Regions from separate parts of the Homo sapiens genome. Here all the other regions are linked to region 1. A link is an interaction called in ENCODE POLR2A ChIA-PET data of the cell type or tissue named here. Cell type or tissue: OCI-LY7. All regions are shown on one strand.

What was found. Peaks named below come from ENCODE experiments on the same cell type or tissue, not always from the same donor. Only the 100,000 strongest peaks of a DNase experiment are listed, where the experiment ranks them.
Region 2: POLR2A ChIA-PET joins it to region 1 with 7 read pairs; 2 of 35 experiments call an interaction of 5 or more read pairs at or near these places.
Region 3: POLR2A ChIA-PET joins it to region 1 with 7 read pairs; 1 of 35 experiments calls an interaction of 5 or more read pairs at or near these places.

The regions. Positions count from the first base shown.
Region 1 is chr1:4,421,514-4,429,513 of GRCh38, reverse strand. It overlaps LINC01777 (long intergenic non-protein coding RNA 1777), which reads right to left. Exons shown (of 6, transcript NR_027088.1): 4 at 6,327-6,754; 5 at 6,066-6,166; 6 at 4,830-5,520. Among named protein-coding and RNA genes, the nearest start is that of LINC01777, 13 kb to the right of the region's middle. RefSeq lists enhancers at 3,942-4,443, 6,001-6,501. In OCI-LY7, a CTCF peak has its summit at 6,773; DNase peaks (open chromatin) are centred at 3,463 and 6,793; H3K4me3 peaks cover 834 bases.
Region 2 is chr1:4,515,873-4,523,872 of GRCh38, reverse strand. No RefSeq gene overlaps it. Among named protein-coding and RNA genes, the nearest start is that of LINC01646, 52 kb to the left of the region's middle. In OCI-LY7, no CTCF peak of the experiment used is centred here; no DNase peak of the experiment used is centred here.
Region 3 is chr1:4,012,704-4,020,703 of GRCh38, reverse strand. It overlaps LINC02780 (long intergenic non-protein coding RNA 2780), which reads right to left. Exons shown (of 4, transcript NR_186588.1): 4 at 8,000. Among named protein-coding and RNA genes, the nearest start is that of LINC02780, 41 kb to the right of the region's middle. In OCI-LY7, a CTCF peak has its summit at 3,126; DNase peaks (open chromatin) are centred at 3,833 and 7,143; H3K4me3 peaks cover 284 bases.

The DNA.
Region 1 (8,000 bases):
CCAGAGGCTGCCCACACTTCACATGCCAGTTGCAAGTCTGCTTGCCCCCAACTTCTGTCTGACCTGACTACAAATTGGAGCTTCCCACAACCCCTTCTCCCATTCGATTAATTTGCTAGGATGGCTTACAGAACTCAGGGAAACACATGCTTATGTTCACTAGCATTTTATGCCAATAGAGGGGATTCCAAAGGGCACACAGGGGCAGCCAGATGGGAGGTGCTTAGGGCCAGGCATGGGGGCTGGGGTGTGGGGCTTCCATGCTCTCTCTACAGAGCTGCACCCTACAGGCGCACCCACATGTTTGGTCATATGGAAATTCTCCAAACCCCATAGTTTAGGGGTTTTCATGTCGACTTTATCCCATAGGCCTGATGGATTACTGACTCAATATCTAGCCCCTCTTTCCTTCCCAGAGGAAGGGAATGGGGCTGAAAGTTCCAGGCTCCTAATCCTGGCTCAATCTTTCTGATGACCATGCCCCATCCAGGAGCCTTCAAGAGTCACCTTATTAGACTAAAAGATGCTCCAGTCACCCAGGAAATGCCAAAGAATTTACAAGCTCTGTGTCAGGAACCAGGGTCAAAGATGAAACATTTGAACAAAAGATTTCTCACAGCACCCCTACCACTCAGGAAATTCCAAGGATTTGGGGAGCTCTGTGCCAGGAACTGAGGACAGAGACCAAATATATGTTTCTTATTGTTATAATTTTTTTCCTACTATTTCACTGAGACTTCCTGCAATTAAAAGCTTGGGGCCTTATGCTATGAAATTCCAGATTTAAAAAACTCTAGTTCTCTTCCACGTGTATGGCAAGACTCTGCCACAGTCTGTAAACCCCACAGTCTTCACCAGGCCCCTACTTTGCATAACTGAGGTCCCAAATCCTGCTCTTTGCTGACGGGGTGCAGGAGGGAGCAGAAATGATCAGATCTCATTGAGCCTAGATAACTTCGCAATGTGGATTCTACTGAAACCTGAATATAGTCAAGGTGCAGTTGAAAGACAGTAGATACTCTTTCTCCTACGATATTTCTGCATAGTACAAACAGCCAGCAGAGGGTAAAAAAGGAAGCTGAACCTAAGCCACCTGTAAGTACCTTCAACAAAAGGGCTGGATTTTTCAAAATAATTAAAATTGAAAAATGTGGAGTGTTCATTTTGTTAACAAGAGCTCGGTTACTGCTTTTACTGTGAAATGCCATATATTCAAGTAGAAAACACTGAAACCAGCAGTTGTCTTCAAAGCCACAGTATCAACAATATGGGTGAAACTCCCGTGTTGTGTGTATGTATGTATATATGTGTGTGTATACACCTGTGTGTATGTGTATATGTGTGTATATGTATACATGTATATATGTGTACACATCAGTGTATGTTTATATGTGTATAGACATATGTGTCTGTAGGTATATATGTTTGTATGTGTATATGTATGTATATGTGTGCATATGTATGTGTGTATGTAACTGTATATGTGGCATATACATGTGTGCATGTATATATATGTATGTGTATATGTGTGAATACATGTGTATATCTATGCATACATGTGTATTTGTGTATATATGTGCATGTATGTGTGCATGCATGAGTGTATGTGTGTATGCATGTGTGTGTGCACATGCGTGTGCATATATGCATACACATGTATGCACGTGTATGTGTGCATATGTGTGTACGTGTATATATGTGCATGTGTGTATATGTGTATGTATGTGTATGCAAGTGTGTATACATGCATGCATGTGTATATGTGTGTGTGTTTGCATGTGCATGCCCCTCTTGAAACCCATCCCCTGCCTCTGAATTTGGCCCAGAGATAAACACTACTCTGCATTCATTGAAATGACATCAAGCCACGTGAAGTTCTCCTTTGACTGCCTTGTTTTTGTGTAGGTGGAGGATCCCAGCTGATGTTTTAACTACACCCTGACTAGCAAGGCCCTCCCAAGACACACACACACGCACACACATCATATACATGTGTATACATACACATCACATATTTATATGCATCTATACCATGTACATGTTTACACACATGTCACATATATACAATATATACATGCATCTATATCACATACATGTTTATACACACATATCACATAAGTATACTATATATCATCTGCACATTTAGGCACACACCATATATATATGCATGGATATCATATACATGTTTACACACTTATGTACATATGCACTCTATCTCTGTTGCATCTTGTACACACAATCTGTTGCACACTCTTGCACACCACCTCAAACCCACTCATCACACAATTTTACTCTCACACTCATACACGCACTCATACACACTCACACTGTCACACTGACACTCACACACATTCTAACACTCACACACACTCACACACCAACATGCTTCACATACTCCCCATCTTGTATACACTCACACAGACACACCCACACTTAGCCTCTGCAGTCTTTCACCACTCTGTCTCACACACATAAATGCCCACACACACATTCTTAGTCACTCACTCCTCCTTGTATTCACACATACACACACACACAATGTCACACACGCTCACATACACACACAGTTGCATGCACACAGACACAGAGTCTCTCACAGTCAAACAGGCAATGCCAAGCAGTGTGTAGATTGAAGAGGGGACATTTGATCATGATGAGTGGCCCATGCTTTGGAAAGGAGAGTGACAGGTTGGTCTGGGTTTGAATTTGAGGGCCTGAGAAAGGTTCAGTGCCTGGCTGAACTTCAGCCTGGTGAGCGATGACATCAGCCTCACAGGGTCGGAGGCCACTCAAGTCGACATCTCATTTTTCAGGAGGCCCAGAGATGGAGCCCATGCTCCCGTCCTGGGGGCAGGTGAGGAGAGGCCCATGACCAGCGTGCAGAGCAGCCGCATTTCTGGACCTCAGGAATATCTGAGTTGTTGCCACAGAAACTGAAAGAGGTTTCCTAAGAAATAAGCTTTTCTAAAGAAGCGTGTTTACATGGTTATAACAAACATGTTTAGAGCATCGTATGTCTGCGGCCATGGCTTTGGCAAAGTCGTTTCATTCCGCAAACAACCGTGCAGTGAGCTGCCTTGCTGTGCACCTGCCCTGCTCCAGACCCTGGACAGAGCAGCCAGGGCCTCCCCATGAAACCTTCTAGCATGTGTGAGATCCTCCATAAGTAGGAAGTCCATGCAGGAGATCTCAGCAGTGGCTAATCTGCAGGTGAGAACACGGAACCAGGTGGGGAGAGCTCAAGGAGGGAGCTCAGAGCAGGCCTGTTCATAAATGACATCCTGACTCAAACCTCACAACACAACGGAGAGGGCAAGGAAGCTTCCAGGGGGACGGTATGCCGGGGGGAGGGGACAGCAAGGGCAAGAGCTCAGAGGCGGGGCATGGGAGGAGGCACAGCACGGGAAGGGGCGGGGCATGGGAGGAGGCACAGCATGGAAGGGGCGGGGCATGGGAGGAGGCCCAGCACGGGAAGGGGTGGGGCTGTGGGAAGAGGCACAGCAGGGAAGTGGGTGGGGCCGTGGGAGGAGGCACAGGCGGAAAGGGGGCGGGGCTGTAGCCTAGGATGAAGCCTTGGATGCCATTTTTAGGGGCACCTGAAAGCTGCCAGAAGCTTAGGTGCGAGCTGAGAATTGAAAATGCACCTCACCTTTTGAAAACATGACCAGATCGCTGCAGAGAGAAGGAATTTCTAGAGTGGAATGTGCGGGAAGTGGGGGACTTCCCAGAGAGGAGTCATCACAAGGGGCCGGAGAGAGGCAACGGGCCCTTTGCACAGGCTCCTGGGCAGAACACGAGCAGGAAACGGGGACTGAGGCAAAGGAAGAACCTTCCCAGCTCCGGAGGACACTTTCCTGGGAGATGAAGTCGTGATGGAGTGGATGTGAGTCCCATCAGCCCCACTGCTGATGTCTGGGTGCCACGGAACCATCTTCCATGGCAACGCTGCTGCTATTTCACTCGCTGCCGTCGGGCCCAGGACGATCCCTCCTTGAGCCGGTGAGGCTTTTACACAGTCAGCCTGAAGCCAAGCAGCCTGTTTTGTTGACTTTTTGCCCAATCATGTCCAGCACGTGGAAACCATACCCCACGCAGAGATCAAACCTCCACACACAGAGCGAGGAAAGGAAGCAGGCTTTGCTAAAAGGACCCCATCATTCTGGACTGACGCCTTCATTAAGTCCTTTGTAATTCATCCTTATAGACATAAAATTATCGTCCGAAGGAAGAATGTTAATAAAACTGACATTTCTCCGTCAGTCATCTTAATTCACAACATAACACTTTCCGGAGCCAGTTAGGTGTGCCTGATGACTACATGCGGCTAAACATTGTTGTTCACTGGAAACGCACATTTCGAAGTCCCTGCCATCATTGATTACACTGAGAGCAGCCTCTTTGGTCTGGAGAAGCATGTTAATGTTACTGTTTTTGTGCCAGGCCGGCGGGGGAGCACACCCTCAGCCTGCGCCACCCTCAGGGACCCATGATGTCCCGAGAATCCCAAGAGCATGTGAGCCTCCTAGCTTGTGACAGCTGTGTGGAAGGGCCACGCCATGCACGTGGAGAGAAACCTGCCTCAGAAGGATGCCCAGGTGGCCCAGTTGTGGATGCAGCCACTGAAGCCTCCCTCTGGGGTCCCCCTCCAACAGCCTCAGTCCTCCCGATCACCTGCGCTGACCCCCCTCCCCACATCCCATGAGGAAGCTCAGCTCTTGGAACAAAGGACCTGGGACTCAGCCTTCTGATGTCGCAGGACTTTTCCTTAGCTCAGCTAATGACGGGGTCCTTGTCACATGGCCATGAAAGATTAGGCTCACAGACAATTTGAAGACTGAGAATAATAGGATTTATTGGGCAAAAAGGAAAATAAAGGGGGAATGGGGACTCAGCAGAGCAAGAGTCTCCCCAGTATAGGCTTCCCGCCTCACAAAATAAATTCCAGGTTCCAACCAGGAAGAGGAGTGGCCAGGCTCCTCCCTGCTGCAAACACCGTGAACTTCTGTGGCTCCACTCCAGTGTACATGCCCAGCGAGCAGGCCGGCTGGAGTTTCTCCGAGAACCCCTTGCCACCTGGCTGTCTCACTGAGAGTGTGTTGGATTCACTGGAGAAAAAGAGAGGGAGGCAGAGTGATGCCAGGGATGCAGAGGGACCAGAGGTCAGGTTCCTAGGGCTGCCAGGACAGGGGACCACAGACGGGGAGCCTTCACCAACAGAAATGGGTTCTTTCATAGTTCTTGAGGTCGGACGTCAAAGATCAAGGCGTGGGCAGGGCTGGCTCCCTTGAGGCTCCGTGGGAGGCTCTGTCCCAGGCCTCTCCAGCTCCTGGTGGTTTTTGGCAATTCCTGATGTTGCTCAGCTTGCAGATGCATCACCTGATCTCTGCCTTCATTGTCACTTGGCATTTTCCCTCCGAGTGCATGTCCACTTCTGTGCCAGGTTTCCTCTTTGTATAAGATGTTCAATGAACATTACCTTGTCTCTTGTTAAAACAGTGAGGAAGACTTTATTCAAGACCGCTGCAATGGAGGAGGGAGACTGAGATCAATGCCAAATGCAATGAAGACACCTGGGATTTGTAGTCTGGGGGCCCATGAGGAGCTGGTGGATGGAACCACCAAGAGGAGACCCAGGGACAGGGACTCTCACTGTGGACTCAGCAGGGCTCCTGCTGCAACTGGGCTGCAACTGGGGGTGGCCAAGACAGACAAAAGCTTGGTCAATGAGAAAGACCTTGTCAGGAACACACTTGTGACCTTGAGCATTGACCATTGACATTCGATTTGTCCTTTAGCATTGACCTTACACATTTCATATGACCTTTGACATGGACCTTTCACATCTGATTTGTCCTTTGGCATTGACCTTACACACTTGATTTATCCTTTGACATTGACCTTTGACATTTCTTATTGGAGTAAGGCCTACCTCAGTGACCTCTTGTCAACCTGATGATCTGCAAAGACCCGATTTCCAATAAGGTCACATTCTCAGATACTAGCGGTCAGGATTTTGACATCTTTTAAGGGGACATAACTCAACCCATATAAAAGGGTATATTTACCTTACAAAATCCAGCTAGGAGCATTGTCAGCAGGTCAGCCTCCCTAGAAACAGAGCCTGAGAGGTCTTCCGACCTGGGGAGAGGTTACTGTCAGGATAAACCTATAAAGGAGGGAAGGAAGGAACCTGGAGGTGGAGGAGACCTTCATCCCACCTTGTCAAGCCAGGATGACTCAGGCATTGGCCTGATCTCAAAGGAGAGCCCAGAGCCCAAACTGCTGTACAGGGTGCTCCACCACTGCCGCAAGGGGACCCTTTGTACCTGGATCAGTCAGTCCTGGAGAGGGGTCAGCCTCCCCATCAGGCGGCTTCTGGAGTGGAGAGCAATTCTCCTGGGGGTTGAGGGAGAGCTGAGAGACCTCAGGAGTCACAACACACTGGGGGCCGGTCTCAGGCCTGGCGAGGGAGATGGAGCAGGGCACGGCTGAGCAGGGCACGGCGGGGTGGGGCAGCCCAAGCATGTGGCAGCAGAAATGATGCTCCAGGTGCTCACGTGGGCCAGCCTTGCTGCTGCACTGGGAGCTTCTGGCTCCTGTCCTCTCCAACCCCATATATCTCGCCGAGAACTAATGCCCTTTAATGAAATCAAGCGACAGTGACAAAAGCCCTAATTTTATGTCTTCTTCATTCTCCAGCTGCAGCTGCAGTGCCCTTAGGACATTTCCGTTGACCAAGTGCAATTTATCTGAACTGAAAAGGAGCAGAAAGAGGCAGCTGCAACTCGGAGCTCCCTCTGTGGGCAGAGTGAGAACCTCGGTTTTCTCAGTATTTTGTTTGTCTTGTGTGTCCCCATGGGACGTCATCACTGCAGTTCAGGGGTGGTGACCAAGTTTGTTTCCCTGGTGGGCAATTTCCCATAATCTAACCCCAGCAGCAATTCCAAATCACTTTAAATCGAACGAAATAAATGTCTCTTTTGTTTCCGTCTTCTGAGGTTGGGGAGGAGAAACTTTGTTGCAAAAGAACTTTAAAAAAATACCCTTAAGGGGTTGCATTATTCAAAATGTCACAAAATAACCTTTGTGTTGGACACTTTAAATAAAAGAATGCTCTGTGAGTAGGTTGGGGAGGATGGAGGGAAGGTGAAGTTATTTTATTAATTACTTAAAAAAAACTTTAAAAAAAAATGCCCCCAAACCACAAGGCAGAATGACCCTAAATCTTTGGAGGACAAAATCTTGGGCTAACTTAAAAAAATTCTTCACATACTTGCGCTGCTCGGTTTCCATGGGAACCTAAAGAGGAACTCTATGATGCCTGCAGAACATCTATTTTTACATTAACCCTTCGTATCACAAACAAAGGAAAAATAGACAAGAGAGGGAGAGATGGGGAGGGGCAGCTTAACTATCTTCACTTGTGCTTTAAAGACCTCACAAGTGTAGTTGGGCTGGAGGACAAGACCGCCAACATCATCTGAAAACGGAAAGCAGACTGGTATATTTCTTTCTTTTAGAATGACACTCAGGAAAAGTAATTAACATGAATGTTGTTAAGTCTGCTATTTGCACCACGAGGACAATTCCAACTCAGGCAGCAGCATTTTCATCCTGGGATCTGAGAGCCTCGGAATGGGGGATTTGATCCTAGAGGCAGTGAGAAATGTGTGTATGCAGGTCATTATTCTGGGTTTGCAGCTGGGCTCACGTCCAGCCTTATGCCACTGGGTCTGGGTTTACAGCAGTTCTGAGCCCCCTGGGAGGGGCCTGGAAACTGTCAGTGGGTGAACACAGTTGCCTTTTAGGAAATAATGTTACCCACCACCTACATTGAGGATAACCTGTTTCAGAGGCTCCTAGTAAATGTAAATTTAGGCCTCTTTCCTCTCTGAGAAAGGAAAAGGCATAACTTTTGAGAAGGAACAAAGGCTTCAGCAACGGTTGGTGGAATGTGATACAGCTTCACTTATGTTTTTAAACCATCCCAGTGTTGGGGG
Region 2 (8,000 bases), 94 kb before region 1:
GGGCTTAGTATGGAAGTGAATTAAGTGAACAAAATTACAAGGCAGCTTATTCAAAGGGGAAAATTGTTTTTGGATACCTTATTACATTAATCGTCTATATGCAAATCATTTTTTCTAAATGCAAATGAGTCTCCATTATTAGAACAGATGCATGGAAACGCACCGTGAATATTCAAGTCAGCTCCCTGCTCATGCTTGAATGCGATCCAACAAAAATACCCTCTCATTTGGACCCTGCTGAAATTCAGGCCATTTTATCCACAAACTAGCAAGTAATTTCCTAGAGTGAACACCTGAGGAAAGAAATCTTCACTTTTATTGATAAATCGCTAATAAAATCCCCACATCCATTGCCCCTTCCAAATTTGGACAGATCGCTGCAATGGTACCTGAAAAATAATAAATGAAAAATGACTTGCAGTAAAGTGTGCCCCAGCTGATATTCTCACCAGACAAATTAACAGACAATCTCAGGACAGGAACATGCAAATAACCGAATGTTTCCCTAACTTCGTATTGACTTTGGCTTCTAAAATCAATTTTCTTTATTAGCAGATGAATCTCTGCAAAAGACTGGCTGTGCGGAATCTGGATAAATTATTTAAGCAGTAAATTGTTTCCATTCTAACTGGTAAGAGCAGGATGCTTTAATGGTATATAGCAGAAGCTAAGGGCCTGGGGCAAGGTCACCCTGGAGGGGAAAATGAGAGCTTAAGCAATCCACAAAACTATATCTTTGAGGTCAGAACCAGACAGGACATCCACACTGCACAACCCCCACAAAGTGCTGTTCAAATTGTAGCCTAAGTGTGATTAGGCAGCCTACGCACTGTGCAGCCTTACACAGTGGCTTTGGTAACCTCTCTCTCTCTCTCTCATTGTCTCTCTCTCCCCACCTCCCCATGATAGAGAGAGAGAGAGAGAGAGAGAGAGAGAGAGAGAGATGATAGATAGATGATAGATAGATAGATAGATAGATAGATAGATAGATAGATAGATAGATGATAGTTATATTAGATAGATGATAGATAGATAGATAATAGATGAAATTAGCATTTAGATAGATTAGATAGATAGATAGATAGATGATAGATAGATAGATTAGATAGATAGATAGATAGATAGATAGATAGATAGATAGATAGATTTGAGAGAGAGAGAGAGAGATAAGATTTATAGGATTTATTTTAAGGGATTGGATCATGTGATTATGGGGATTAGCTCTCCAACAGGGTAGAGACAAAGGGAAAAGTCAATGTTACAGCTCAAGAATGAAGGCTGCCTCAAGGCAGAATTCCTTCCTCTTTGGGGACCCCAGTCTTTCTCTGAAGACCTTCAACTGATTGGATGATGCCCACCTACATTATGGAAGGTCATCTGAGTTACTTAAAGCCTACTGATTTAAATGTTAATTTTATCTACAAAATAACTTCACAACAACATCTAGACTGTTGTCTAACCAAACAACCAGACAACAGAGCCAAGGCAAGTGGACACATAAAATTAACAGCTGATTTGTGTCTGCCAGCATCCTTTCCCCCTTTTGCAAGGAACTCAACTCACATGGTCCTTAGGAAGCCTCCTCTCCTTCACCCAATCCTTGGAACCATGTGTTTGGGTACACAGACTGAACCGTGGATTTCAGGTGTAGATTATGAGTCAGGCCTGATCAGTCAGCTTGTTCCTTTTCACTTCATGCTCACCTTCACTTCTTCCTACAGGCCATAGGGATTACTTTCAGCTTTCAGGATGGACACATAACCCAGGCTGGCCAATCAGAGTATTTTTTCTTCTTACCCTCTACTCCTGGCCAGTGTGGTAGATTCAGGATTGGACGGTAACTAAAGCAGTTCCTATGAGACCCTACTCAGGTGAAATTGTGTGAACTGTAAGAAGAACTGAGAGGCTGGGACAGGAAAGAGGAAAGCTTGTGAGTCCTCTAATCCATTTGAACCCCTTACCTAGAGTGTCTAGATGTTTCTATGATGAGACTGTAGGTTCTGATGTTAGCTCCAAGAGGGCAGAGCTTGGGTTCATTCACATCTCCACCTAAAATGCCTAGAACCATGCCTGATATAGAGTAGGAGCACTATGATTATATTTAAATGAATGAATGAATGAACCAATGATGTTCCATTCTTGCTTACACCTGTTGGATATCTGTCACTTGTACAGAAGCACATGCCTACATCAACCACAATAACCCGGGACAATGGACCATGGAATCTACCAAGACTTGTGGTATTGTTACAAATAAAGGCAACTCTACTTTTCCATCCAGGTCATAGCTAAGCTCACTCAAAAGCAAGTTGATTGGCAAAACAGGCCTCGTGTATTTTCTCCCTCCATAAGTGACATTTATACACTCCTGAAGTTTCTTCTTCTAACAACCTGCCAATGTTTCCCTGAAAATCAGTTGCTAACAAAAGAGAGACCTGGCTGAATACTAATGGTCCAGAATAGGAAACCCTTTTTGTGGGCTTCCAGGAATGCATGATTCAAAGGCAGGTGAGTTTAGGTATGGTCAAAAGATTCACAAAGAAGTTTAAAGTTCTTGCAACAAATGGGTTTCAGATTTCTTTTGTGTTGAGTTTGTATGTAGAAAGATTTTTCTCATGTTCATTGGCAGAAATAGCAGGCAATGGTTTTAACATGGAGTCACCAAACCATGAAAGTATTGGGGAAACCAAGGCTCCCAGTGTGGTGGAGATAGAAGGTCTGTGTGGTGGAGGTGGAGATGGAGGGTCCATGTTGGGTAGAGGTAAAGGGTCTGTGTGTGGTAGAGATGGTGGGGTCATATATGGTGGTGGAGGTGGAGAATTTATGTCTGGTGGAGATAGTGGGGTCACGTATGGTGGAGGTGGAGGGTCTGCGTGTGGTGGAGATGGAGGGTCTGTTTGTAATGGAGGTAGAGGGTCTGTCTGTGGTGGAGGTGGAGGGTCCGTGTATGGTGGAAGTGGAGGTTCTGTGTGTGGTAGAGATGGTGGGGTCATGTATGGTGGAGGTGGAGGGTCTATGTGTGGTGGAGATGGAGGGTCTGTTTGTAATGGAGGTAGAGGGTCTGTCTGTGGTGGAGGTGGAGGGTCCGTGTATGGTGGAGGTGGAGGGTCTATGTGTGGTAGAGATGGTGGGGTCATGTATGGTGGAGGTGGAGGGTTCATGTGTGGTGTAGGTGGAGGGTCTGTGTGTGGTGGAGATGGTGGGGTCATGTGTGGTGGAGTTGGAGGGTCTGTGTGTGGTAGAAGTGGAAGGTCTGTTTGTAGAAAAGGTGGAGAGTTCATCTGTGGTGGAGATGGTGTGGTCATGTAAGGTGGAAGCGGAAGGTCTGTGTGTGGTGGAGGTGGAAGGTCTGTGTGTGGTAGAGGTGGAGGTTCCGTGTGTGGTAGAGATGGTGGGGTCATATATGGTGGAGGTGGAGGGTCTGTGTTTGGTGGAGATGGTGAGGTCATATAAGGTGGAGGTGGAAGGTCTGTGTGTGGTGGAAATGGTGGGGCCATGTGTGGTGGGAAGCAGGTGACCCTGGGTCCCTGAGCCATGGGTCCCTCTGCTCTGGTGACTCTGGTCTGAGGGTTGTCTGGGATGGAGACTCTCAGTGCTACCTCTGGGGCTGTGAGGAGCTAGCTGGGCCCCTGGCTGAGGGCTTCTCACCCCGGCAGCACTGTGCTTTCTTCTTCTGTCTCCCCAAGTCAGCCCAGCCCTCTCCGAGGTTCACCTGCTCCTGAAGAAGGAAAATGTCCACGAACATCAGCTGATGAAAGATGTCTTAATCAGAAATCATGAGCCTCCAGAACTGACTGACCATGCGCGTTTGACTAAGATCATTCACAGAACGGTGCATGGGTGCCAGGTCAGGGCAGGCCTGGGGCAGGGGTGCAAGTGTCAGATTTAAATTTAATATGTGTTAGGGATTTCATTTTTCATCATGACTGAATGAACGTCAATCTCTACTTGCGGGCTTTCTGGGCCAGGGTGCCCACACCCTCAACAGAGAGTCTTGTTCAGTCCAGTGTTCCCTTTCTTGAAAGGCCCAGTCCTCACCAGCAGACTCAAGTGTCAGGATCAGCAGTGGGTCCCAGGGCTGTGCGTGGCCATCCAAGTCCTAGGGAAGCCTACTCAGGACCAGTGTCATCCACTCCCCAGCTTTGCTGGTGGTCCCGGTACATGCATAGCCCAGAAGATTCAGCACAAAATCCAACACCCATGCTGCATCTTCCTGGCCATTCCCCAGCCACCATGGCTGGAGAGACTCTGCCTCCCCACATGGCTTGCAGTGTGGGGGCACTTCCTCTGAGCTCTCTTTTCTGGACTATCCTCTGAGACCGTCTTAGCCACTCAGCACCACTTTCTTCTAAGCTGTCTGCCTTTTCCCTGAATTTCCACAGCATCCCAGACACAGTTGTTTGGGACCAGAGTCTGATCAGTCCCTGCAGCCCAATCTGCAATAGAATCCTGGGGCTGCCACACGTTGGCATCAACCCTGTGGCTTCAAACAACAGAAATTCACCCTCCCGCAGCTGTCGGGCTGGAGCTCTGAAATCCAGGTGTCTGCAGGGCCTCATTCTGCCGATGGCTCTCACGGTGGTTCTTCCCGGCCTCTTCCAGCTTCCGGTGGTTACCAGCAGCCCTCAGCATCTTGCTTGTCATCAACACGATGCATCCCTCCCATTCAGTGGCTGACTCCTCCCTGTGTCTTTACATCGCTGCCTCTGTCCAAACTTCTCCTTTTTTGTAAGGACACCAGTCATGTTGGATTAGGGCCCACCCCAAAGATTAGGGCCCATCCTAAGGACCCCATTTTTCATTTGATTACCTCTGTAAAGACCTTATTTCCAAATAGGGTCACATTCTGACATGCTGGGGGTTAAGATTCCAACTTATCTTTTTGAGGGACACAGCTCAGCTCACAACCCCTTCCACTCCCACAAAGCTCTGTTCCACTCAGCAACACAGGGGTGGCTGGAGAGCAATCAGAACTGCAGTCAGACATCTGGCAGCCCCCAGCTTCTGGCACTGACCTGTCCTGTGGGGTAGACACCAGGCGCTGACTCTACGTCTCCATCGCGCATACCTGTCTCCTTCCTCGTTCAGCCCAGGCTGGGGAGGCCATGCCTGGACACGAAGGCAACACTTGGCTTTCAACCTTACTCCAGCTCTATAGTAAGGACCTCGGCAGCAAGCACTCCTCACAGCTCAGAGCATCCCAGCCTGAAGAGCCTCACTCAGAGAAGAGTGACATCAGGGTACCCCTGGCCAGGGCCAACAGAATATCAGGGAGGAAGCTAGGTGGTAGAAGAGGATGTCTTGTCTTTGTGCCCCTAATTTGAAACTTCTCCCCTGAGTTAATTTCATGTTCTTCCTATAACTCTTCTCTCTAAAAAGGAAACATCGACATTTTTTAATTTCCCTGATCTTCTATTTATCTGTTTCCATATAACTTTACTTTCTCCCAACCCAAACCTGACTGTTCAGATCACAAGATGATGGCCCAGGAGAAAAGCTATTCACTGGCTCTTACAACAGATAATTCAAATAAGAAGTTGCCACCTCTGCTCTCCCAGAGCTGAGGGTTGGCTGGAGGGGACATGCCCTGCCCTGTTTCCTGGTGATTCTCCATAACCGAGTGCCATTAGCAGTGGACACAGAGCTGATCATGCCTTTGAGGGAGGGGCGTGAAGACTTCACGGGGGACCAGCACGTAGAACGGATCCAAAGGGAATCCCTAGGGTGACGATGTCATCACGCCAGGGAACGGTGCCCACTGCAGAGAATACTTGAGAAGCAAGGCTGGACAGGCTGGACAGGCCTATTGAGATCATTTATGAAGCTGTGTGGAGATGAGCTAAGAAGGAGAGACAAAATTCATCAGGCAAGCCTACGGACCCCACAACAGATACTCCCAGCCAGAGCAGGAAGCTGAGTGAGCAAAAGCACCCCAGAGCAGGCTCCTGCAAAGACCACGGTCCTCTGCAACTGACATGGATGGAATTTTGTCATTTGCCTTCCCTTCTATTCCCACCACTGTTCCTGGGCAGATCCTTTGAAGGCCCTCCTCCTGTAGGAGTCCAGATCATGCTGGCCTCAGAAGCCAAGGTCAGCTCATTAGAGCCACCTGCTGTGAGAGGCTGTCACATGTGTCTCTCCTAAGGATGATTTATCCCAGTGGCCCCATCTCCTCCGATGTCAGAGAGCCTTTGCAAAGTGCTTTGCTCCCCAGAGGGGTTACCTGTGACCCAAAGGTTTGCAAAGCTGTCAGCAGCCTTGACCATGGGAAGCCTGGCTCTGCCCAGCTGTCGGCTCCAGCCTGGCAGGGACAGGCCATCTATTTCCCAGGGGACCCAGGGCCCTGTCCAGGACTGGCTCCTGCAGATAGCTGCAGCAGCAGGGGCCAGGGTCTGGGTTAAGCACTGCAAAGTGGACGATGATTTCAGGGAACCACAAGTGGGCAGCCTGCGTGAATTAACGCGACACTTCATGCATGCTTAATAAAGCTTTTGTTCCGTGTTTAGGAATTAATATAAACATATCGAACTGTCCACAACAGAGCTGCCTGAAGAAGCCACGGGGCTCGCCCCTAGTGGAGGTTGGGGGTCTGATTCATCAATGGATTAATGCGACATGCTCGGCGTTGACCGAATCACCGCGCTTTTCTCAGGATGAATGATTAACGCGTTATTGGTGGAAGTGATTAGAATGTTTACCCTTGCCTTTCTTGCTTCTTAGACTCTCTGTCCTGTTAGGATGTCTTCGTCAGCATTCACCTCCATCGTATATAAAGTGCCGTTTCTAATCTACCTTGTTTAAAGCAGCTGACTGGGGCAATCTGAGGAGCATGTGTCTGGAAAGAGCTGCACGTCTTTCCCGTTCTGCAATGGTGTTCACTTTTGTGACAAACTTTTTGTAAATAGGAGCAAGCGTGGAGGCCATCCTGCTTGCGACAGTCTTGTGCTTTGCTGAAAAATCAGCATCATTTCCTAAGGATTGCTCCACCGAGCTGCCTCCTCTGGCAACTAACTCCAGTCCCGGGCTTCTGATGGGACTCAGCCAGCACCTCACCTATCAGTGATAACCCTCTGCCCACCTTGTCCCCAGACTTGTGCTCTGTGATCAAGACATGCACAAGCAGACAGCACAGGAGGCTCGCGGCCATCGCAGAGCAGCAGGCTGCACCTAACTTCCAGCCAGCAAGCACTGGAGCCAGGACAGGTGCCTGCAGGCTTTCTTGGGAGAAACACTTCACATTTAAAAACAGCAAGGCTTTGCATTGTGTGGATAGAGGGAAAAAAAAGACGGCTCGTAAGAAGTGGCAATCAATATGCCTCACTTTTCCATCCAAAGCTATTTCCAATCTGTCTCAAGCTATTTGTTATTAGGCTCTTCAGCATTAAAAATGTTCTGTATTTAAGTCAAGGCGAGTGCAGGCACTGGAGGAGGTCGCGGGGAGCTCCCTCCTTCTCACTCGCTCTAATCTTGTGATTCTTCCAGCTCAGGGGTCACTAAACCGTGGTGCAGCTACACCCGGCCCACCACTTGTTTTTGCCCAGCCTACAAGCTAAGAATGGTTTTTACATTTCCAAATGGTTAGGAAAAAAGTCAAAAGAAGGATATTATTTTGTGGCAGGTGAAAATTACATAAGAATCAAATTTCACCATCCACAGATAAAGTTTCCCTGGAATGCGGCCACGCTTGTTCATATCCAGGTGGCCTCTGGTTGCTTTTGTGCCACGACTTGGAGTGGAGCCACTCCCACAGGGGCTGCACCGCACGCGAGGCCTGGAGTGTTCACTGCCGGGCCCGTGACTGAGAGAGCGTGCTGACCCCTTCTTTAGATAAGTTGTCATATATGGAAGGAAAAGGGCCAGGGTGTTGAGGAGCCTACGTCAAAGTTTGGTTGGAATATGTGTTTAGAAATTAAATTTATCTTCTCACAGTTCTAGAGGCCAGAAGCCTGAAACTCAGGGTCAGCAGGTCACGATCCCTCTGCAGGCTCTTCCTTCCTGAC
Region 3 (8,000 bases), 410 kb after region 1:
TCATCCTCTGCATGTCCACCACGTGCCTTACAGAGAACCGGAGGCCCAGTCCCAACCTCGCCCATCCAGCTGATGTCTGCTGGCCCCATGCACTGAGCGTGCAAGCTGCCCCGATCCAGTCCCTGACTCAATGGGGCTTACCTCAAGTGAGGGAGATGGCACTTGTCCACTACACAGATAGGTCAGGCCCTAAGTGCTCATGAAGGGAACTGGTGGGGAGGTGATGGAGAATGACCGTGGAGGGGGAGGAGGGAGGTGCCACTTCCAGAGAGAGCTCAGGGAGCCTTCTGAGCAGGTGATGATAAGCTCAGCCTGGGGAGGAAGAGCTGGCCACAGACAGAGCCAAGGAGAGAGCCACAGCCAGAGCCATGAACAGAGGAGAGAGCCCCAGGAAAGTTCTGAGGCAGGGGAGCACGGGGCATACTAAAAGACAGACACCAGGCACAGGGTATGGGGAAGAAGGCGCAGCTGGGCTCACACCAGGTGAGGTGACCAGCTGGGATTTCACCTGCCAAGCAACAAGAAGCCAGGAAGGACACTAGGCAGAGACGGGGCTTCTGGATCCACTGTCAGTGACCACATAGGAGATTCCTGCAAGGAGTGGGGGTTGGTGCTGGAGAGAAGAGGCTGGACTCACTCATTCAGCCAACACAGGCGCATGGTCAGGAGGCAACACTGGGGCCACAGGGACAGGACAGGGAACAAGCAGACCCCACCCTCTAGACCTAACCTGTAGACCACAGACATAGTGTGAAGGTCACAGAGAGGGGGCTTGATGTGTTGGGGAGAGACAGAGAGGACCTGAGGGCGTGTCCTAGCGTGTGGGCGCCAGCAGAGGAGTAGGATGTGGTGCCATTTACAGAGACTGGAAGGCCGGGGGCGGGACAGATTGAAGGGACCAAAAGCAGGTTGAGTCTTGCGGAGTCTGGGGTTCCTATGAGACGCCCAGTGGAGGGGCCAGGCAGGCACCTCCGCCCAGGAATCAGGCTCTCCAAGGAGAGGTGTCTGTCGCATCAAGGACAAGGAATCCCGGTGGGAATCCTCAGCACCAAGACCTGGGTAAAGCACTGAGATGAAGCGATCAGGGCTGGAAAACCAGGAAACCAGGAAACCAGGACTTTCACAGCAAGTCATTTAGAAAACATAGACTCACTCACAGATGGACTGCGATGCACGAGGGCTGAGCCCTGAGAGGAAGAGATCAGGGCTGGAAAACCAGGAAACCAGGACTTTCACAAGCAAATCATTTAGAAAACATAGACTCACTCACGGATGGACTGCGATGCACGAGGGCTGAGTAGATCTAGGCTGAGCGAGCAAGGGGAGGAGTGGGAGTGTGAGATGGGGCGGGAGAGGAACGGGAAGGAGGGCGTGTGAACAGAAGGCTCACGATGGGCGCCAGGAGCTCAAGGAGGCAGCTGGGAGGGGCATGGGCGATGGGCAGCGGGGGTGATGAGGCCGGTTTGTGGGAGGAACCGCACTGTGAGGAGGGGAGAGGATCCTTCCAGAAACCCTCCCAGAGAGGCTTGCCAGGTGGACAGTGGTGGGCAAATGTTCGTGAGAAGCACGGATGTACTGTAGCAGGGAAGAATGGGAGCACTCCAGGACACAGCAGGATGGCGGCCACGTGCTGGCCGCACCCGTGACTCGCACACAAGGGCATGGTGCCATCTGCCCAATCCTGCCCTTGGCCTGACATCCAATGGGGAATGTGGACGTGGATGTGCCCCGGTCTTCTCAGCTCAAGGAGTCGCCACGAATCCACTGGAACAGACGCTGTTGGCCATCCCTGAAACATGCGGGTGTCATGCTCCGGCTCCTGCTGACTCAGGGCAAACCTGATCCTAGCCAGAGGTGGAGCATGCAGCCAGGAAGAACATGGACACGGTATGTTCACACACACGGCGCTCGGCCCACCACTCGCCCACGAACATTTTTCACGCCACTCAGCCAAAGGCAAATGCCTGCCCTACGCAAGACCAGCTCAGAAATCCATGACTTCCAAAGTTGGCTCTGTGATTATCAGTGCGTGCCAAGGAGCCTGTGTCTCCCTGAGATCTGAAACCTTGGCAGGAAGCTGAGATGAGAGATTGTTGCAGGGATGGTGAAGAACTGGTATCCTTTGCAAGAAAAATACTAACTGGTGGCTCCGCCGTGCTTCATTTCTGGCAGAGCCCTGACTTGGATGCACTCTGACTGTCGAACAATAGCCCTAAATGATAGAAGGTAAACCTCCATTTTAATAATTCATCTTCTTGGGTTTGGTTGTGCTTGATCAAATATACTAAACTTAATAAAATAATTTGTCAAGGTTACGGCATCTTAGTACAAAAAATAAAAAAGCAAGATCCCTGAATTGTGCTCAACACTATCCCCAAGCTGAGTGATGTGCATGTGTGTGCATGTGTGTGTATGTGTGCGTGCATGCATGTGTGGTTGTGTGTGTGTGTGTGCAGATATGTGCCCAAGTGGTGGTGCATGCAGGGATACATGAATTTTAGCCAAGATCTGTTGCAAAGGGAAGCACAAAGCTTCAATGTGCAAGCCTCAGAGGAAGTTGCTAAACGCCTCCATCTTCCAGTTTGGAAACTAAAACTCGGCCATGGCTCTCCCCTCTGAGAGGCACCATAGCGCGGCTACCGGTGCGGCCACTGCCACCATGCTGCTGAGTCCATATCTTTGCCCTGTGTCCCTGGACAAATTTCTAACCTTTCTTCCCTTTCCTTAGTTGTGCAGTAAAGATGATAACCATCATAGTACTGACCTCGTGGGGCTGTGTTAAGGCTCAAGGCTTGACAGAGTATTCTGTCCATCCCAGAACTCGCCCAGTCCTGTGTCGTTGCCACTGGTCTTCCCAGGTCCCCATGCCCCATCCAGATTCCACAAAGAGCAGCGTTTCAGGACCTGCGACATCTATGGGGTGGTGACTGCCATGAGAAGAAGCTCTTCAATGAAAGAGCTTCCTCCTGGTCCAAACCTCCCACACTGCCACACAGAGGTACTCAAAGCCACCCAGACCAGGTTCCCACATCATGGTCTCAGCCTATGTGGGGACACAGGATTTGGGAGGGGAATGGGGCAGAGGCAGAGGGCGCCACTGGGTCCCGGCCTCACATTTACAAAGGTCTCCAAAGTTAAAGTGTTGATGTTGCCTCCGAATATTTATAGTCCTGGAGATATTTTGTCAGAATTTAGAGGAGATTCAAAATCTGTGTCCCTCTCTCAGGCCATACCCCTATAGTGCTCTCAGAATTACTATTTTTAAATAAATCCTATAATTAGCTTATAAATTGCTATGGAAATATGGAACATGAAATGTGGAAATTACCTTCAAATTATCTTTTTTGTTAAAAACTTATATTTGCTCAATGTAAATATATTAAATCTACCACCATTTTGATATCTCTGTTTCAGAGCTTTTCTTTTTGCTTTCGTTTTCTATCTGCTTGTTTGCTTGCTTATTTTTGAGACCACAGATGAAGAGGGTGGAGTTAATCACATATTTATCCTATTGTAGCGTATTTTCACCATGGATCTTTGCAAGGTTCCCAGGTCATTTTGTTGTCTACACATTCCTTTCCGTTTCTCCCCACCCTGACTCTCACCTCCTCCCCTCCCCCCGACTCTCACCTCCTCCCCTCCCCCAACTCTCACCTCCTCCCCTCCCCCAACTCTCACCTCCTCCCCTCCCCCAACTCTCACCTCCTCCCCTCCCCCAACTCTCACCTCCTCCCCTCCCCCGACTCTCACCCCTCCCCTGCCCCTCACCCCTCCCCTCCCCTGACTCTCACCCCTCCCCTCCCCTGACTCTCACCTCCTCCCCTCGCCCTGGAGGCAACAGTTTTGCTCTGATTTCCGAGTAGTTGCTTCTGCATTTCATGTTCTTACAAAATAGGCATTGCAGTCTTATTTGTGTGTATGTTTTGTTTGCATAAATGGTATTGCATTATATACCTCATTCTTCTCCTGACTTTTTTTCTCTCTAAAAATCCACTAGGTTCTGAAGTCTCACCCGTGTGGCAGGGGCACATTTGATCCAGGTTCCCATGGCTGCACGTGGCTCCAGCATGATCAGCCACGTTTCACCTGCACATTCTTTCTCTGATGGCCGGCACCCGGCTGCCTCCAATGCTCTCCCACGTACGTTCTCCACACGGAACAGCCTCAAACCCGTGGACCGCGGCAGATCCCATGGAATGCCTCTGGGTTGTATACTCAGCAGCGTAACCTCTGGATCATAGCATCAGGAGCCCCAGATCCTTCTGGAAAGGCTGAAGCATCCACACTCCATCAGCCACCATGAACTTGCCTGCAGAACCCATCCAGGCCAACATTTGGCTTAACCAGCTTTTTAACTGTTTGCCAGTCCAACAGCTGGACTGTTTGCCAGTCCAACAGCTGGAAAGTGGCATTGTGTTCTAGTTCTCATGTGTGTGATTACTAATGACCTTGAGCTTCTCTTTATATGCATACTAGCTTTGGGGTTTTTCTTTCTGTCATCTGTCCGTATCCCTTGCCCATTCTTCTGCTGCGGTTGCTCTCCTTGTCTTTTTGATTGGCTGGAGTCCCTTGTTAATCCCTCATCAACTATTAACATTGCAAATATCTTTTCTCATTTGTTCAGCTGTGCATTAACTTTGTCCATCTTGTCTTTCATTTAACAAAAATCTCTAACTCTGACATAATGAAATGTGTCAATGTGTTACCCTATGGTTTGTGCTTTCAGATTTTTATTTAAGACATTCCTGCTTATAAGTAACAAAGATTTTTCTCCTGTATATTCTTTTAACTTTTTCTTTTGCTACTAGGACTTTAATTTAACTAGAATCCAGCTGTGTATATGGTGTTAGGTAGAATTCACGGTTTTTAAAAAAAATGTTTTATCACAGATTAGTACTGCTATGGTTTGAATGATTATCCACTTCAAAACTCATATTGAAATTCAGGCTGGGCGCAGTGGCTCACACCTGTAATCCCAGCACTTTGGGAGGCTGAGGTGGGCGGATCACCTGAGGTCAGGAGTTTGAGACCAACCTGGCCAACATGGAGAAACCCTGTCTCTACTAAAAATACAAAAATGAGCCGGGCATGGTGGCATATGCCTGTAGTCCCAGCTACTCGGGAGGCTGAGGCAGGAAAATCACTTGAACCTGGAAGGCGGAGGTTGCAGTGAGCCAAGACCATGCCACTGCACTCCAGCCTGGGCAACAGAGCAAGATTCTGTCAAAAAAAGAAAAAAAAAAAGGGAAGGAAGGAAGAAATTTAATTGTCATGGACACAGTATTAAGACGTAGGACCAGGTTAGGCATTGTGGCTCACACCTGTAATCTTAGCACTTTGGGAAAACCAAGTTGGGCAGATCACCTGAGCTCAAGAGTTTGAGACCAGCCTGGGCAACACAGTGAAACCCCATCTTCACCAAAACAATAAAAAATTAGCTGGGTGTGGTAGAGCACACCTGTGGTCCCGGCTACTCCAGAAGCTGAGATGGAAGGATCACTTGAACCCAGGAGGCAGAGGTTGCAGTGATCTAAGATTGTGCCACTGCACTCCAGCCTGGGTGACAGAGAGAGACCCCATCTTTAAAAAAAAAAAAAAAAAAAGGTCTGGGACCTTTGGAGGTGATTAGGCAATGAGTGCTCATCCCTCTTGAGTGGGATTCGTGTTTTTATAAAAGGACAAGTTCATCCCCTTCTTGCCCTCCTGCCTTCTGCCATGGGACAATGCAGCAAGAAGGCCCTCACCAGATGTCAGCACCTTGACCTTAGACTTTCCAGCGTCCAGAACTGTGAGAAAATACATTTCTGTTTGTCATAAATTACCTAATCTCAAGTATTCTGTTGTAGAGCACAAAACAGATGAAGATTGATACTGAGATTTATCAAATGCTTTTTCTGCATTGATTGAGATAAAATATATTTCTTTAATCTATTACAATAGTGAATTATATTGAGAGATTGTTAGATATTCCTGGATGAACTCTACTTCATCACTTATTTTTCTTAATATTCTTTTAACTAATTTTAAAAAAAATTAACTAATATTTTACTTAGGATTTTTAAAACTCCATTTATAAATAAATGGGTCTATATATTTTTTAATTCCTGTTGTCCCTATTTGATTTTGAAATCCAGATTACATGAGCCTCACAAAATGAGCCAGACAGTTTCCATTCATTTTCTAATTTTCCAAATATCTTGTATAAAATAGAAATTAACCATTCCTAGAAAATATTATAGAAATCTCCGAAAACAATTATCCAGACTTGGATTTTTTTGGTGCCTTTGACTGCCATTTAACTTCTTTCACATGCATTCATCTATTCAAGTTATCTGTCTTGTCTTTCACAAGTTTGGCATTTTATGCTTTTTATAAGAATTTGTCCGGCCAGGCACGGTAGCTCACACCTGTAATCCCAGCACTTTGGGAGGCCAAGGTGGGCAGATCACCTGAGGCTGGGAGTTCGAGACCAGCCTGATCAACATGGAGAAACCCTGTCTCTACTAAAAATACAAAATTAGCTGGGCATGGTGGTGCATGCCTGTAATCCCAGCTACTCAGGAGGCTGAGGCAGGAGAATCACTTGAACCCGGAAGGCGGAGGTTGCGGTGAGCAGAGATTGTGCCATTTTGCACTCCAGCCTGGGTAACAGGAGTGAAACTCTGCCTCAAAAAAAAAAAAAAAAAGGAATTCATCCATGTCATCTAAGTATCAAATTTGTTAAATATGCCTATGCATAATACCAATTAATTATCTTATTTATTCCCCCTCTTGCCCTCCTGCCTTCTGCCATGGGATAATGCAGCAAGAAGGCCCTCACCAGATCCCATTTTTATTGGTCTTTCCAGAAGTCTGTCTAGCATATTAAATTTTTTAAACCAGATTTTGATTTTGTTCATCCTCTGTAGGTTTTATTCATTCTATCTGTTTCTACTCTTATATTTTTCAGCTCCTTTCTTATGTTTTCTGGGAGTGGAGTTGGATAGGTGTTGCTCTCTTGCTCTTTTTCCAGCTGCTTGTGCTAAATAGCTGGCTCATTTGTTTTTCCCATTTGTTGTTTCCTGATGAACGCATTATAATCTTTCAATATCCCTTTAAGAGCTACCTTGGCTTTGCCCGAAGGCATGTCACTGATTTGGGCAGGTCACATTGCGTATACATAGAGGAAGTGCTCACATAAGTAGAGTACTCACTCTATGCACTTCTTTTTTTTTTTTTTTTTTTTTTTTTGAGACGGAGTCTGGCTCTGTTGCCCAAGCTGGAATGCAGTGGCGCGATCTCGGCTCACTGCAACCTCCACCTCCTGGGTTCACGCCATTCTCCTGCCTCAGTCTCCTGAGTAGCTGGGACTACAGGTGCCCACCACCACGCCCAGTTAATTTTTTTGTATTTTTAGTAGAGACGGGGTTTCACCGTGTTACACTCTATGTACTTCCTAATTTCCTTGATCATTTCCAAGGGCTATCCATAAATATATTAATTACTTTCCAAAATATTGGAGTTGTTAAAAAAAATTGTTTTGTTAATTTTAATGTCATTGATTTGTGATTAGAGAATGCAGTTTATTTTGTATTAATTATTAGAACTTTATTGAGACTTCCTTCATGGCTCAGTGTCTGGCCTATTTTGGTAAATGGTGTGTGCGTGCATGGGGGAAAGGCATAGCCTCTGTCTGATGAATGGTAAGTTCTCTACATATCTCATATCTTCAGCTTACTCATTGTATTGATCAAGACTTCAGTATCTGTTTTCTCTGTTCGATCATTAAAAGCTCCAACTACAATTGTTGATGTATGTTTTTCTCCCTGGATTTGTAAGTATTGCTTGATATTTTTAGAGGCTGTTCAATTAGATTGACCCTTGAACAGCACTGGGGTTAGGAGCTCTGCCCCCATAAAGTGTATTGCTTTACACTTTTGACTCCCCCAAAACTTAATTACTAACAGCCTACTGTTGACCGGAAGCCTTACCAATACCATAAACAGTCAGTTAACACAAAT